Linked DNA regions of Mus musculus: region 1 is linked to region 2. Evidence: chromatin contacts called from ENCODE POLR2A ChIA-PET data. All regions are on one chromosome and are shown on one strand. Each heading gives the region's core, a stretch centred on a gene start or an enhancer-like site at or near the end of the contact. The rest is flanking DNA. Distances are from core to core; before and after follow the strand shown.

The links. ChIA-PET counts read pairs that join two places held with the same protein, here RNA polymerase II (POLR2A).
Region 1: POLR2A ChIA-PET joins it to region 2 with 15 read pairs in Patski. The contact joins the enhancer-like site here to the promoter of Glis2 in region 2. POLR2A ChIA-PET finds 5 or more read pairs at or near these places in 3 of 5 experiments (Patski and embryonic stem cell).

What each region holds. Positions count from the first base shown.
Region 1 is chr16:4,638,012-4,645,641 of GRCm38, reverse strand. All of the region lies in intron 9 of Coro7 (coronin 7), which reads left to right. It overlaps Vasn (vasorin), which reads right to left and starts at 5,697. Exons shown (of 2, transcript NM_139307.3): 1 at 5,494-5,697. Within about 2 kb of position 1,801, at least 3 of the 3 ENCODE cell types and tissues checked have a DNase peak (open chromatin) inside an H3K27ac peak, as active enhancers do.
Region 2 is chr16:4,589,680-4,597,008 of GRCm38, reverse strand. Glis2 (GLIS family zinc finger 2) reads right to left here and starts at 2,296. Exons shown (of 7, transcript NM_031184.3): 1 at 2,074-2,296. It overlaps D330022H12Rik (a long non-coding RNA gene), which reads left to right and starts at 2,754. Exons shown (of 2, transcript XR_875867.3): 1 at 2,754-3,577; 2 at 4,292-6,069.

The sequences.
Region 1 (7,630 bases), core at 552-3,051, 49 kb before region 2:
GATCTAAAGCATTGGAAAACTCCAGTTTGCAAGCGATAGTCTGTTGTCTGGGAGCTCTGTCATGGGTAGTTCTGGGAACAGTGTGGTTAGGACAGAGGCTAACCATGGTGGGAAGCAACAGAAGACAGGCCTGACTTGAGATTGGGTGTCTTGGAACCTTCTCCATAGACCAGGCAGATTCTCAACTCACAGAGATCCTCCTGCCTCCACCTCTGAAGTTGTGGAGTAAAGGTGTGCATCACCAATGCCCAGCTTGGGTTCCTTCTGGACTGAGCCTCATCTTTCACCTACAGAGCTGGTGAGCTGTTACAGGCAGTCCTATGGACGATGGCTTCTCCTTCTCCTCCTCCTCCTCCTCCTCCTCTTCTTCTTCTTCTTCTCCTCCTCCCCCTCCCCTCCCCCTCCTTCCTCCTTCTCCTTTTTTTTTTTTTTGGTGTGGATTTTAAACAGGGAATTTATTCTTTAATATATAAAGTTGCCTTGCCATTTTGCCTGCGTGTGTGTGTGTGTGTGTGTGTGTGTGTGTGTGTAGGTGTAGGTGTGTACAGTGCCTGTGGAAGCCAGAAAAGTTGTTGGACTCCCTGGAACTGGAGTGGAACAGGTGGTTGTGAGTGTCCTTATGGGTACTGGGAATCAAATCTGGGTCCTCTGGAAGAACAGCCTGTGCTCTCTTCCACTGAGCTATTTCTCCAGCCTCAAACAAGGAGTTCTTTTAATAAGTTCTGAAGGACATTTAGCTTGTCTGGGATGCCCGTCCTTGTGCCTGCTGTATGAACAGGCGGGGGCAGGTAGCTTCTCTAGAGTTGCTACTGGCCTGTGCTTTCAGCTGATTATGCTCTGACAGAACTAGCGCTTTTGTTTTGATATCTGATCCTTGTGGGGCTACAGAGTGACCATTTCCTTTGTAAAAGTTATGGGGAGAGCTCTGGAACAGCCTGGCCTTTAGGGGTCAGGAGGGCAGCATCTATGAAGGGTCAGGCTGCCTCTTCTTAGATTCCTCACCTAGGTCGGCCTGACTCTATCACAGCAGACAGGCCTGGTTCTCAGTACCCAAGAGCCAGGAGGAGGTATTTAGGTCAGGCTCTAGAACCAGACCACAAACTCCACCTCAGCATCCACTGGAGCTAATCACAGCACCTGCTTCCCAAAGCAATTGCCAGATGGTCAGTAAACATTATTAGCTACTGGAGGTATTGCCTGTAAGCCAGGAGCTCTGCCTTCCTCAATGAGCAGGATCTACTGTGGAGACTGTATCACTGTCATGCTAGCTAGGGACCCCTGGGCCCAGGCCAAAGCTGCATGACTAGGCATCCGTCTACTCTTAAGGCAATACGAAAGTGGGGGTGTAGTCCTTAGTTTTGTAAAGGAATGTGGGGTCAGCGGTCCTTTGGTCCAACCTCCTGAAGCACATGACCTCCAGCAGGGGATCTGTGAGTCAAGACAACCAAGGGTATTGGTCATCTAGTTCTCAAGGGCTAAGGATGCCCTCCACACCCAAGTGTGTGACACACTTGTGGACACCCACCCATACACATGCCTGAGGTCAGGCAGGGACGGGAGAGTGGGTGGGGTAGGACCCAGGCATTTAGTGAACACATCAGCCCTGGAGCTAGTCATGTGCCCATCGAGGTGGAGAGGACAACTGAGAGCCACCCCTCTTCGCACACTTCTTCAGGCTAGATATAGATAGGGTCTGCAAGGTCTGCCTCTCAGCTCTGGGCTCCAAGCCTCTGTCTCCTGGGGCTGGACTGAATGGGCTCTACTCTGCCTGCCAGGCCTGGCAGCAGCCCAGCCCCAGGAGGCTGCCAACACCACCCCCCCAACCCCCTCCTGCAGGCGGGATTGTGCCGGCGGCCAGAATAGCTGGCTCCAGTTTCGCTGACGTGTCCAAGGCAGTTCTGGGCTCTGGTTTGGTCCACCCCATCTTGCCTCTCTAGAACAGCAGTCCTGGCCCAACAGAGAAGAGGAGTTGAGGGTCTCTATTATAGGTTTTCGAATAGAATTCGAGGAAAGGAGGCAGAGCCCAGACTGGTCATTAAGTCAGGGGATCCCAAGCCAGTTCTGCTCATTTTGCTTTGTGACCTCACCCCAACTCCCTTCCCTGTGTTGGGTCCCGTCTCTGCCTATAGCTAACTCAGGGCTTTCCTATCTGAGCTGCAGGGATAGATCACCTACCTAGGAAGCTCTCTAAGCTGCAATTCCCTAGGCTTTGTCTATGTTTTTTAAGTCATTCCTGTGGGGAGAGTCAAGCAGCTATATTCTGAGTAAAGTTCTCTGTTGGGTCGTCTGCACAGGGACTGCCAAAAGGACCGCGAGAACATCCATTGGGCAACTGCTGTGTTTGTCCAGGAAAGGATTCTGGGTCTTGGAGTAGGTGTGGCCAAGGTGGCATGTCTCCACCCAGGTGGGTGACCTGGCTGCTGTCAGACCTGTCAGCCAAGGGAGATAGATCAGTGACTAAGATCAGTCTCTGGCTTAAGTGAACCCTTGGGGTGGCAGGTTGTGCCATCTTAAGAGAGGTGCCACCTGTTGGGCAAGAACACCTGTGGCCCCAGGAGCTATGTGGTGGCTGTGGCCCAACTAGATGTGGGCTAGGAGAAGGACACTGTCAGCACGCGTGGCAGGTGTGCCGCTCCTGGGGCTCGGCCTCCTACTGCCTTGTCCCTGCCCAGGGCCTGTCACCCACTGAATGAGCTGTAACCCTGCAATTAACCCTGGACCTTCCACAACACCTTAGTCACCACAGAAGGCCACCCACCCCAAGCTTCCCCGGCACAGGAGTCTGAGAAGGCAATGGCCTCACAAGGGTCTTTTCTCTATTCCATTTGTCACACCACTGTCCTACAAGTTACTCAGCAATCTCAGATGAACCCTCAGCTATTGTATGACACACAGAAACCCCTTCTGGGGTCTATGAACTGGTCATTGAACCACACTCTGCCCCTACAGTTGTCACTATTGTCCAGTGGCTGGGGCTGAAGGCTCTCAACCCACCCCAGCTCCCTCAGGCAAGCCAGCTCTCTCCTTAATGAGATCTCTTAGGCAGCCTCCAGGAATGTCAGAGTCTTATTGCATTCCCCAGGAGGAGCTGGGGGGGGGGGGGAGTGGGAGGGGGTGTTCCCAACCTTAAAGAAGAACTGGCCTTCTGCCTTTCCCCAGCCGCCCCCAAACTGAGGTGGCCTGAAGAAGCCTCCTCACACCCAGGGAGACTGGAATGAGGAAAAGCGGGGGAGGCCTGCTGCCTGGACAGCAGGCTGAGGGGTTGGGGAAAGCAGCCGGGCTGACTCTGGAATGTGGAAACTGATAAAAGGAAGGAGGGCTAGTCCTCCCAACGATGCCAGAGCACCCCTACTGGCCTGCTGCCGTCACGTGTACACACACACCCTCTGGGCCACACTCCTGCATATGTGTGTGTGTGTGCGCGCGCGTGCGCACGAGCGCACACACACACCTCTCCCTTTTCCAAAAGCACACACAAATTCCATAGCAGTGAGGGGAGCTGGTTTTCTTGGCAACACAAGGGCCTTGGGTTCCACAGCTCTGGGAGAAGGGGGCGGGGGGCTCTAAGGGATCTAAGGTGACTGGTTCCTTCACATAAGATTAGGACCTGCCAGTGGTCAAGAATGACTTTAGGCACTTACCCAAGAGAACTGTGCTGGGGGTGGTTAGGTAGGAACCACTTCCTGCTGCCAAATGGAGCCCCACTTTCCTGGGACTCCAGTTGAACCTAGCCACAAAAATCCTGGCTCTTCCTTAGTACTTATCCTAACTAACCCAGGCTGGGGATATCTGGAATGGCAGTGACTCTGTGTGTGTGTGTGTGTGTGTGTGTGTGTGTGGTGTGTGTTGTGTTGTGTGTGTGTGTGTGTTGTGTGTGTGTTGTGTGTGTGTGTGTGTGTGTGTGTGTGTGTGTGCATGTACCTAAGCATGTGCCTGACTGTCTGTCTGCCTGCCTGCCTGCATGCATGTCTGGCTATCTCTCTTGGCCCCAGGGCTATCTGCCAGAGAGGACTTGCTCAGGAAAGTATAAGTCTTACAGTGTCTGAGAAGCCTCTTGTACTCTCTCTTCTCCCACCACTTCCAGAGAGTGGTCTCCAAACACTCTGCCACAGTAACCTTCTGCGTAGTGCCCTCTTTACCCACAGATCTCAGGTGGCTGTTCTGGTGTGCAACTCTGAGGCTTGGCAAGTTGGGGACAAGCAGCGTCTGTCCCCCTCCCTGGGCTGGCATGTGTGCTCCTAGGTCCTTTCCTCTCTGGATGGGAGATGCTAGATAATGGTCTGGAGGGAATCCAGTTGGGCTGCTCATTACCAGAGCCCTCTTCCTGCCTCTGACACTCTGTTTACAGAAGTTCCCCGGGGGCTGATTCCCCTGGGAGAGGACAGTAAACTCTAGGGACTACCCTCCCATCCCCCACCTGCCTGCTCCAGCTCATGCTAACAGCTGGGTCCATACTGGCCTTCACTGCCCATACCAATGTAGCCCCTCACAAGGCTCCAGCCCACCCACATCTCTGCTTTCCCAGCAGCCTAGGGGGAAGGGACCTTTTACCTTTTAGCCAGACCCTCTCCCCTAGGAACTCTTGACCCAGATAGGGAAGAAGGCTCTCTTGGTGCCTCTTCCTGGAGCATCACCTACTATTAATGCAAAAAACAAGCAAGGGAACTCCTGAGCCTTGGGTTTCTTCTACTGCAGAGGCTGCTTCTGGGATCCAATAGAAGCAGTCAATGACCCTGGTGTGGTAATCGTTAACGAATGGGGGTGAGGTAGTGTGGTTGGCACCAATCAGCTGGCCTGCCTGTGACCACAAGGAACCTAAGCAGTCCTCTGGCCCCAGAGCTGCAAGCTGGGGAACACAAAGGACTAGACTGGCTATAGGCCATTGGGTCTGCAGCCCAAGCAAAGCCCATTACTGGTAGAGATGAGATGCGCTGATACTGGAGCACTAAAGATTATGGTTAGCCAAAGTTCATCCCTCACCTGGGGGTACACCTATCAATCTCCCCATTCCCGGTCCTCTCCAGGCTTGCCTGTGTATTCGTGGCTTCTGCCATGTGTGACAAGGCCCAGAGGATCCCAAGCAACCATTCTGCACAAGGGCACCAGACTGTCTGACCCCCGTGAGGGAAAAGTAACCAGACTACGGCTGGGCCATCCCCTAAAAGAGGGTTGATTCATAAAACTGGTCACGCCAGAGGGCCCAGTCGTGGGAGGAGGAAGCAAGGGAGGGGGTGTTTATTTTGTCTACTCAGAGCCTCACGGGTAGGTTAGCCATGTACAAACGCACGCCCTGGCTCTCCCGAGGGTCAACGGAGGCCCCTGAACCCACTCAGGAAGGGGGGTGCAACTGGACGTTCCCGCCCAGGTAACCGCCCGAGGCGGGGATAAGCCCCTCGCTCCGGCAGTCGCAGTCCCACTGGAGAATGTGCTAGTGTGCTGTTCCAGTGTGATCAGCTCCGCCTGTCGCCCCCACCCTCGCCCCTAGACACTCACCAGGAGACGACTGCGGCTGAAGGAGCCAGGCGGTGCGGTCCAAGGCCTCAGTGGGGCCTCAGTCCTTCACCTCTGGCCGGTCCTGAGAGGTCCGGGGTCCCGGGATCCAGAGGCTGCTGCGTCCCGTCCCGGGCTGGGGTTTCCCAGCCCCGGTCTCTGGCTCCGGCTCCAGACTCGAAGTTGACTCGTAAGAGGCTGGTCTCTGCTTAAGATGTAGGAGTGGGTGGGACCGTCTGTACCGAGGGCGGGGCTTCCTCCAATTGGCTGAGGCGGGGTTTGACCAAGCCTATACACACCCACCTCCTCTGAATGGGTCATTGCACTAAGCAGGCCTAGTCTGCACCTAGATATACCTCCAGATCCCAGTGAGGAGTGATTTTATTAGGCTGGCTTAAGTCTATCTTTTGCTGTGTGACATTTGGACAGGCTCCTGCTTTTTAACTGAAAAATATCTGGTGACACAAATTCAAGAAGTGGACATTAGGGTCAGTAAAGAGCTGGAGAAGCAGAGGTAGATTGTAGGGGCCAGCAGGGATGATGGCTGAGTCCCCATGACCAACCCAGTCTGCCAAAACTGAGGATTTTTCATACAAATCTAGATTTTTTAGGCGTAATCTCACAATGTGTTTTTGTTGTTAGCTAATTCCAATTTCAAAAGCTAGAAAGGCCACATGAAGTGGTTCCAAGAGCCTCTTATATAAAATCTCTTAATGCTGGACTTGAGATCTTTGTAGCCATGACAGCATCCCTGGTCACCTTCCCCAGCTCTAAATGAGAGACTGGGACCTAGGAGCATATGTCAGCTCAAGCCCCTCAGTTACTGAAAGCTTCAAGACTAGAATATGCCTGGGATGGGAGGCAGGATTGGGGACGTCATCAGCAGTAGGAGGGACCTAGGTGTTTGTTGACAGCAGCCCTTGATTAAGCAGGAGGGTGCTGTGCCAGGGGCTGGTTCAGAAAAAATCCCCTGCCTTGTAGGATTCCAGGAAAATGGTCATCCTCTCCACCCCACCCCACCCCCATGGTTTGTGGTTAGAGTCAGGCCTCAGGGCCTTTGGGGACCCAACTCAGCTCCTGGATTTCACCATCATATCCCTTTCCCGCCGGGTCTGTATTGAAGGCCTTGTCTGGGTCACACTATCTGGAGGCTTATCTGGCCTCAGCTGGTACTTGTGTTGTAAAGGCAGGGCATCCACACCCCCACAATTGGGGGCAGGACTGACCCCAGGTGTTTCATTTGGCCTGTGTGGCAGGTTTGAAAGTTGGATGTCATTTCCAGAATTGAAAATTTGGGTGATTTCACATGACAATTAGTTTTCCGAGCTTGTCTTAAACAGGACGTCTTTGAAGGCTGGGTGGCAACTGTCCCCAGATTCACCAATCTTCTGGATGGCAGGCTCCTCAAGCCCCGAGTGTTGTAAGTCAGGTCTGTCATCCCAGCTGCTCTGAAGACTGAGGCAGGAGGATCACAAATTCAAGGTCAGCCTGAATAACTCCTTAAGACCTTTTTCAAAATAAAACTCTGAAGGTTTAACTCAGTGGTAGAGCACTTGAGATAAATAAGGCCCTAGATCAATATCCAGTACCAGCAAAACAGAGGGAATACACAAGTGCTCTGTGACTTCCAGTCAGACTGTCCCAAGCCACTTCCCATGAACCATGAGGCCTCTGAGGCCCCATCCTCCTAGAACTCACAGCTTCCAGTATATCCCATCTTGTCCAGTCTCTCATTGCTCTCCAGGTACCACCCAGGTCCCCACAAGGGAAGAGAGTGTGGGATGCTTTTGGCCCAGCCTGGATGGCAGTGACAGATCTATGGGATATATGGCATGAATGGAGGGGATAGCGGAGATGTTCAAGAGCTGCTGTCCCCCAGCAACACTATCCCTGTTCTTTCTTTCTTTCTTTTTTTTTTTAAGATTTATTTATTTATTATATGTGAGTACACTGTAGCTGTCTTCAGACACTCCAGAAGAGGGCATCAGATATCGTTACGGGATGGTTGTGAGCCACCATGTGGTTGCTGGGATTTGAACTCTGGACCTTCGGAAGAGCAGTCGGGTGCTCTTACCCACTGAGCCATCTCACCAGCCCCCCTGTTCTTTCACAGTATCATCACAGGGCACTTGGCAGGCTC
Region 2 (7,329 bases), core at 1,047-3,546:
ATCCTTTCTCCCTGCCCCCACCCACAGGCCAGCCTCATCTTAGGACTCAGCTATCTCACCTTGCCTGACCCTAAGTTTTACAGATGAGGAAACTGAGGCCTGGACAGGGGAAGAGTCAGGCCAAGCAACACTCAAATGCTGATGGTTGTGCCAAGATTTGAACCCAAGACACAAAAAAAGGGTTTCTTGGCCAAGAGCTTTCCCCCATATGCCCTACACACAAATTGTGTCCTGGATCCAGCAAGTCCCTTAACGGCCAGTGACCCCCAAAGCAGCAGTGCCTGGAAGTGGGGTGACTCATTGTCTGGCTTCCCACCCACCCCCAATCTAGGAGGGAGGGCTGGCAGGTGTCCCCGCATAGAGAGCCAAGAGCCAGATTGCCCCAGGGGGCCTGGGCTAGGGTCACTCTGAGGCTGGAGAGACCCAGCTGGAGGGATTTAACACCAAAGGTCAGGGGTCACAGACAGGGAAGGACAGGCAGGCATAGGGGGTCAGGGGGTCAGCACTAATGGTAGCTCCGGAAAGAAGGGGGAGGGGGGAAAGGCTAAAGACACAGGGCTACTTCCAAGGGTTCCCCACCCCACAAAACCACAGCCTGGCACTGCCTCCTGCTTGACTGATGGCAGACAGGGACATATTACACTGGGACTGGATCCTGAAATGAGCTAGACGGCAGTTCAGCAAAGGGTGTCTTAGGAGACCCCTCCCCCAGTGCAAGCCAGGGCCAGCTGAGAGGCCCAGCCTGAGCCCAGAGGGAAGAAAAGAGAGAGAGGGCTCTGAGGTCACTAGAGAGGGATGTGTGGGCTGGGGCTGGGACAGCTGTGGTACTGTGCCACCAGAGCAGGGCCTGGGGAGAGCTGGGCACACTGAAGGGGACAGTTTTACATTCCCTGAGCCTAGGGGCTTCAGAAAGCTAGCTAAGATAGCAGTTGTCTCCCTAGCCATGGCTCAACCCCACCTTCCTTCCTGGGTGCCAGGACAACAGGGAGACAGCCGTGCAGGGTGCCTGCCACCGAAGCCCAAGACGCAGGCCCTAGCCCTGGCCAGACCCATGGGAGCTCAAGTCTTGGTAGGGCCACTGGCTAGCCTGACTGCCCCCTTGGTGTCAAGCATTCCCTCTAGAGCCAAGATCTTGGGCCCTGATGGCTGGGGGCCCAGGGCTCCTCCCAGCATCCCTTCCAGCTTCCCAGGCCCCAGGGCAGGGCTGGGCAACTCCCTGCAACCAGTGCTTCCCCGCCACCCTCTGGCTGGGCTGGGCGGGCCCTCCTGGGTAGGCAGACAGGCAGCATGCTGCCCTGCTGTGGCCTGAGTATCCCACTGGGTAGGGCAGTGTGCCAAGGCGTCCAGGTGCCAGCCTGGATTCCAGCCCCATCCTAGGGGGCCTGCGGGGAGGTGCAAGCATCATCCTGGTAGGAGGGGGATGCACCTGCCTCGTCACCTCTTTTCCAGACCCATCCTGAGGATGCAATCACTCACCCTCTCCATCCAGCCAGGTCCCTCACCTGCTTCCATCCACCCTTCAGGAGTGGACCAAAGGCTACACAATATTCCAACTCCTAGTGCTGAATCAAGGGACGCCCCCCTCTCTGCCTCCCCCAAGGCTTGTTAAGGGTAGTGAGAGCAGGACTTTACCCAGAAAGGGAGGGTACCTTCCAAATAACCCGAGCTCACCGGTGAGCAAAGGTGGCTGCCAGATGCCCCATACAACTTCATGCCCAGGCTTCGGGTGGCCCCCTCTCACCTCGCAGAGCACCCCTACTGAAGACGCCCAACTTCCCCAGTGAAGTTTGCGCCCGCCCCGGGCCGGGCCACAGTTCAGCTCGGCCCCCAAACAGAAGGAGGGAAGGAAAGAGAAAAAAGACGGTGAAATCGAAGGACCCAGCCAGGGAGCCGGCGAGAAAGGGAGAGCGCAAAACCAACGAGCGCAGGGGCCTCAGCGAGGGCTCACAATGGCCCGGAGCAAGGCGCGGACGCGGGAGGGGGAGGCGACCCTCTGGTTACGCTGCCCCGCGCACCAGGCAAGTCCCTGGCCCAGCCCGCGTCCTCCCGGCGCGACGCCCGGGGGCTTCCTACCTCGGCTGCCGGGCTGACTGGCTCCGGCTGCGGGTTCCGGCGGTCCTGGGGCAGCGGGGAGCGGGCGAGGGGGAGGGCCGGGGCGGGCGGGGGCCGGGGCGCGAGGCTTACGGGGCACGGGCTCCCCTGGCGCCGCGCGGCACCCGGCCGCTCCGCCACATCTGCAGCTCGGGGCAGGGAAGGTGGCCGCGGCGGCCGGGCTGTGCGGGGATGTCTTTGCAAGGGAGGGAGGAGAGGAGAGGAGGGAGGGGGTGGGAGGAGGGACTGGCGGCCTTGGAGGAGGGCGAAGAGGAGGGGCGCGGGGGGCGGCCTCCCTCCCTCCCTCCCTCGCGGCTCGCTCGCTCGCTCCCGCCCTCCCTACAAACCCCTCTCACTACTGCGGCCCCAGGCCCGGAGCGCCAGCTGCCAGACGGAGCGTGCGCGGGGGGTGGAGGGTGGGGGTGGGGGGAGGCTGGGCCCGGGGAGGGGAGGAGAGCGGACGGCCGCAGGAGCGGGCACCGGAGGGAAGGGGGAGCGAAGGAGGGAGCCCCGCCACGGCAGAGACGCGCGTCCTCCTCGACTCCCCCCCCCCCCATCCCCGCCTGCCGCGGTCCCGCCCCCAGCCCGAGGGCAGCGCTAGGACAAGGCCTGGGGGGCGGGGGGCAGGGCGAGATATCCCGCCCCTGGGGGAAGCCTGGGAGAGGGGCGGGCGAACCGGCCAGGAGGAAAAGCCCCAAGGACCGGGAAGATGGAGGCGGCCGCAGCGGGCGAGGGGCGGGGACCCTCGCCTCCCCCTGCGGGGTCACCTTGGCCAGGGCCCCCGCGGCCCTTGGCTGCCGCGGAGGTGATAGAAATGCCTCTTGGAAGGCCCTGATTTCCCCGCCCAGTCCAGATCCAGGACCGCGCAGGCAAAGGCCTTTCAATTCCGACAGGTTCGAGGCCACGCTTCTCTCTTCCAGCTTTGCCTTGTCTTCAGCCTCAGTTGCCCTCCTGGTGAAATAAGCACAAGGCCTGGCACAACCAATCCAGGATTCCGTTATCTTGGTGACATCCGCCTGGACAACCTGGGTCCCCTAATCTGAGCGCCGCCGGGGTCATCGCACTTGGCGTCAGTAAGTTCAATGAGTTGGTCACTGAAAAGTGGATGTAAGTCAGTAACGCTTGCACACCGCAGCCAAGCTGTTTCCCACCTTTTCCTGGGAAGCTCAGACTTGGCGTTCTTTAGTGTTTTCTTTGGGCGAGTCTTGAGTCCACGCCTAATATCTTTTTACCTGTCTGGTGACAAATCTCAGTTCAAAAAGACAGCCCTCCTGATCCGAAGTTGGACTTGAACTCAGGAAACGAAAAGGCACTTCAAAGTCAGCATCACCAGTAGGTGAAGTACTGACTCCGGGTTGGAAATCTGTTATTCGGGCATTTGATGCCTCGGTCTGCGCCAGAGCCACATCAAGACATGAATCTTGATCATGGGGCATCCCCATTCCCAGGCACTGCTCTTGGCACACGCTCCTGGTCTGGTGCGAAGGTAGGCACATAATTGGTGCTCCTGATGTGGTGATCAAATGGATACGTAGTCAGTGCTCTTAACTGATTATGTAGTCATGATGGGTGCTTCGGTTTGAACGAAGACACATATTAGATTCTTATGATCTTTTAATACATGAAAGGGATTTAGGAAGAGGTCGGTTCACCAGGAGTAAGGCGGGGATAATGCCCCCCCACCCCCATTTCCCCTGTGTGGATAATGTCGCAGTGCTGCCGGGTTAAATATTAGCTGGCAGATGGACCCGGAGAAGGCCAGCTCTGGGACCTAAAGCTTGCTTCCAGGAAGAGGCTGTTAAAGGGCCGCCGAACATCACTAGAGTCTGAGGCGAGGGACTGCAAAGCGCCCTCTCCCGGCATCTTGAATCTGCAATTTAGTTATTCTGTTATTCTGTTAACCCAGCCCTAGTGCAGTATCTCACCTAAGCTGACTACAGGAACTGAGGCACATCGGTAGTGTGAAACTGGTGTACTAGTTAGTATAAATCTGTTTAGAAAAAGGAAAAAAAAAAGCTTATTCAGGAGCTAAAGTAGTTCAGCACGTGTTCCTAGGTTCAGTCCCTGATAACGGGGGAAAAAAGTATCATTGGGGGACACCAGGTGCTGTGCCATTTTAGCGACAAAAGGCCAACAACCTCAGTTGAGGAATGCTTGAGCCTAAGAAACTTCAGAGTGTTTTTCTTTGTTTTGTTCCCAGGGAGAATTCAGACTGGAATCCAAGGCTGGGTGGTGAGGCATGACCCCTCCTCACTGCAATCTGGGAACATGGAGGTACACTTACTATAAACTAGGCAAGTGGTCCCTTAGATGTCAAGCCTGGTCCAGTTTCACAACCTAGCTGGTGTCCTCGTAACTACTGAGAGAGAAAAAAGTAAACAAAATTTGGATGTTTTCTGCAAAACCAACAAGATTAAACACAGAAGCCTGAAATCCCAGCACTTGGGAGGACCACCACAAGTTGGAGGTTGGCCTGAATTACATAGTGAATTCCAGGGCCACCTGGGCTATGTATAAAGTGAGATCTTTATCAGCATTTAAAAATAATGTGTTCAAAGCCAGCCTGGTTTACATAACAAGTCCCAAGACAATCAGGGCCACATAGAGTGAGCCTGTGTCAGAAAAAAAAAAAACTAAATAAATACGTAAATAAAAAGGAGTGAAGACAGACTGCTAAATTAGGTGTAGAAGTAACTCAGGCCTCAATCCAGGCAGCTGGTCCTCAGTGGGCTGAGCTAGGAGTGTCTGGATTTTAAAGCTGGCTGGGGATACAAGATTCTATCCTAAATACCCATCCTCAAGGAGACCACTTCTCTCTCTGTACTATTTTCTCTCTACATTTTTCACTGTATTCCCAACAACTTCAAGAGTAACTCCCATTATTCCCATTTTACAAAAGTGGAAACTGAGGCAAAGGGACATTGACATAGTCAGTGGTTTTGTTGTGGTTGCTTGTTTTGTTTTTCAACATAGGGTCTCTGTGTAGCTGGCCTCAAAGATGGGCCTGCCACTGCTTCACTAGTGTTGGGGTTAAAGGTGTGCCCCACCCCCACCTCAACTTCCCCCCTCCCCCACTCCACCTCAACCTTCATTGATAACGAGGTTTTATAAATTAGTAGGAGGCAGCCAGGCATGGTGGCACACGCCTTTAATCCCAGCACTCGGGAGACAGAGGCAGGCGGATTTCTGAGTTCGAGGCCAGCCTGGTCTTCAGAGTGAGTTCCAGGACAGCCAGAACTATACAGAGAAACCCTGTCTCGAAAAACCAAAAAAATTAAAAACAAAAAAAAGTTAGTAGGCATAGTTCAGGTTGCAGTCTCAGTGGTTTGATTCCAAAGTATGTACTTGAAACCCACTGCCTCCCTAGGACATCAGATACTGGGAAAGGTAGGGAAGGAACTATAGGGGTCAGGACATTTTTTTTGGAGTTCTTCATGATAAACAATGAGTAAAGATCCTCTCTGATCTTAGTGTCTCGGTAGTGGCCCTCTCCTCTCTCAGAGCCCTTCTCTAAAGAGGCATCCTTCCTCTTGTGCCAAGGACGTGGAAGGAGGAGTGTTTTCTCTAGAAGATGGTAAGCCCCCAAGGTAGGATTCACGTGTTTTCCCCTTCGGAGGAGTAAATGCCTCCAAACTATGACTGCGTGGTATGTCTGAAGGATGAATTTGGTGTCCTAATCTTTTACTGGTAAACATGTATTGAACTGGGGGTTTAGCTCAGTGGGACAGTACATGTTAGCATCACCAAGAACAAGCACAGCAAAGAAACCATGTGTTGAATATGTCTTCAGCCCACATCCATTCAAAAACTGCTTATTAAGATCTTTTGTTCGTTTATTTGTTTGCATGTTAGTTTTTGAAGCAGGGTCTCACTCTGTGACCGCAGCTGATATGGACTTGTTTTATAGACCCGGCTGGTCTTGAATTCAGAGAGGTCTGGAGAGATGGCTCAGTGGTTAAGTAAGTACTCCTTGCTCTCGAGACAGGGTTTCTCTGTGTAGCCCTGGCTGTCCTGGAACTCACTCTGTAGAACAGGCTGGCCTCGAACTCAGAAATCTGCCTGCCTCTGCCTCCCAAGTGCTGGGGTTAAAGGCGTGTGCCACCACCGCCCGGCGTACTCCTCGCTCTTGAAGAGAACCTGCGTTCAGTTCCCAGCACCCACATATGGCTCACAAACACCTGTAACTCCAGTTGCAGAGGATCCAATGTCCTTCTGACTTCCACAGGCACTGGGCATTCATGTGATATACATTCATGTAAGCAAAACGTTCATGCATTTAAAAAATGAATATATATATTTTTTGAGACAGGGTTTTTCTGTGTATCCTTGACTGTGCTATAACTTGCTCTATAGACCAGGCTGGCCTCCAACTCTGAGACCCCAGATTAAGGGCATGCGCTACCACCATCTGTCTTGTATTGTTTGTTTGTTTTTGGTAAATAAATTAATCTTTAAGAAAAAAAAAACTCGCTAAATACCAGCATGAGACCGATAGTCAACAAGTACCGTAAAGGAAAGTTGAAAAGACCTTTGAAGAGAGAGTTCAAGAGGGTGTGAAACCGTTAAGAGGAAAAAACAAAAAAACTCACAGAGCCTGGCGGTGGTGGCGCACGCCTTTAATCCTAGCACTTGGGAGGCAGAGGCAGGCAGATTTCTGAGTTCGAGGCCAGCCTGGTCTACAAAGTGAGTTCCAGGACAGCCAGGACTACAGAGAAACCCTGTCTCAAAAAACAAAAAAAAACTCACAGAGATCTGTCTCAGCCTCCCAAGTGCTGAGGTCAAAGGCTTGTGACACTGTACCTGACTGATTATTAAATTATTATGTGTTTGTTTGCTGTTTATTGAAGGCCAACTATATGTGCTAGGATAGGCAGCCCCACCAAGGTTTTTTTTTTTTTTTATATAACTATTTATTTATTATATGTAAGTACACTGTAGCTGTCTTCAGACACTCGAGAAGAGAGCATCAGATTTTGTTACGGATGGTTGTGAGCCACCATGTGGTTGCTGGGATTTGAACTCTGAGCCATCTCTCCAGCCCCCCACCAAGGCTTTAAGGAGATCACTGAGTCTAGAGGAACCTCTTACTGTCATATCCCCAAAGGATTACTGCTCATGCTCACAGCAGCTCAGAGAGCGAGCGCCTTTACCATATAGGAGTTTAATGACTGGGTTCTTCAGTTAACATCCAGGGTTAGGGCCATAAAGACATCAGAGGCATAAGGAAGATTCTGTCTT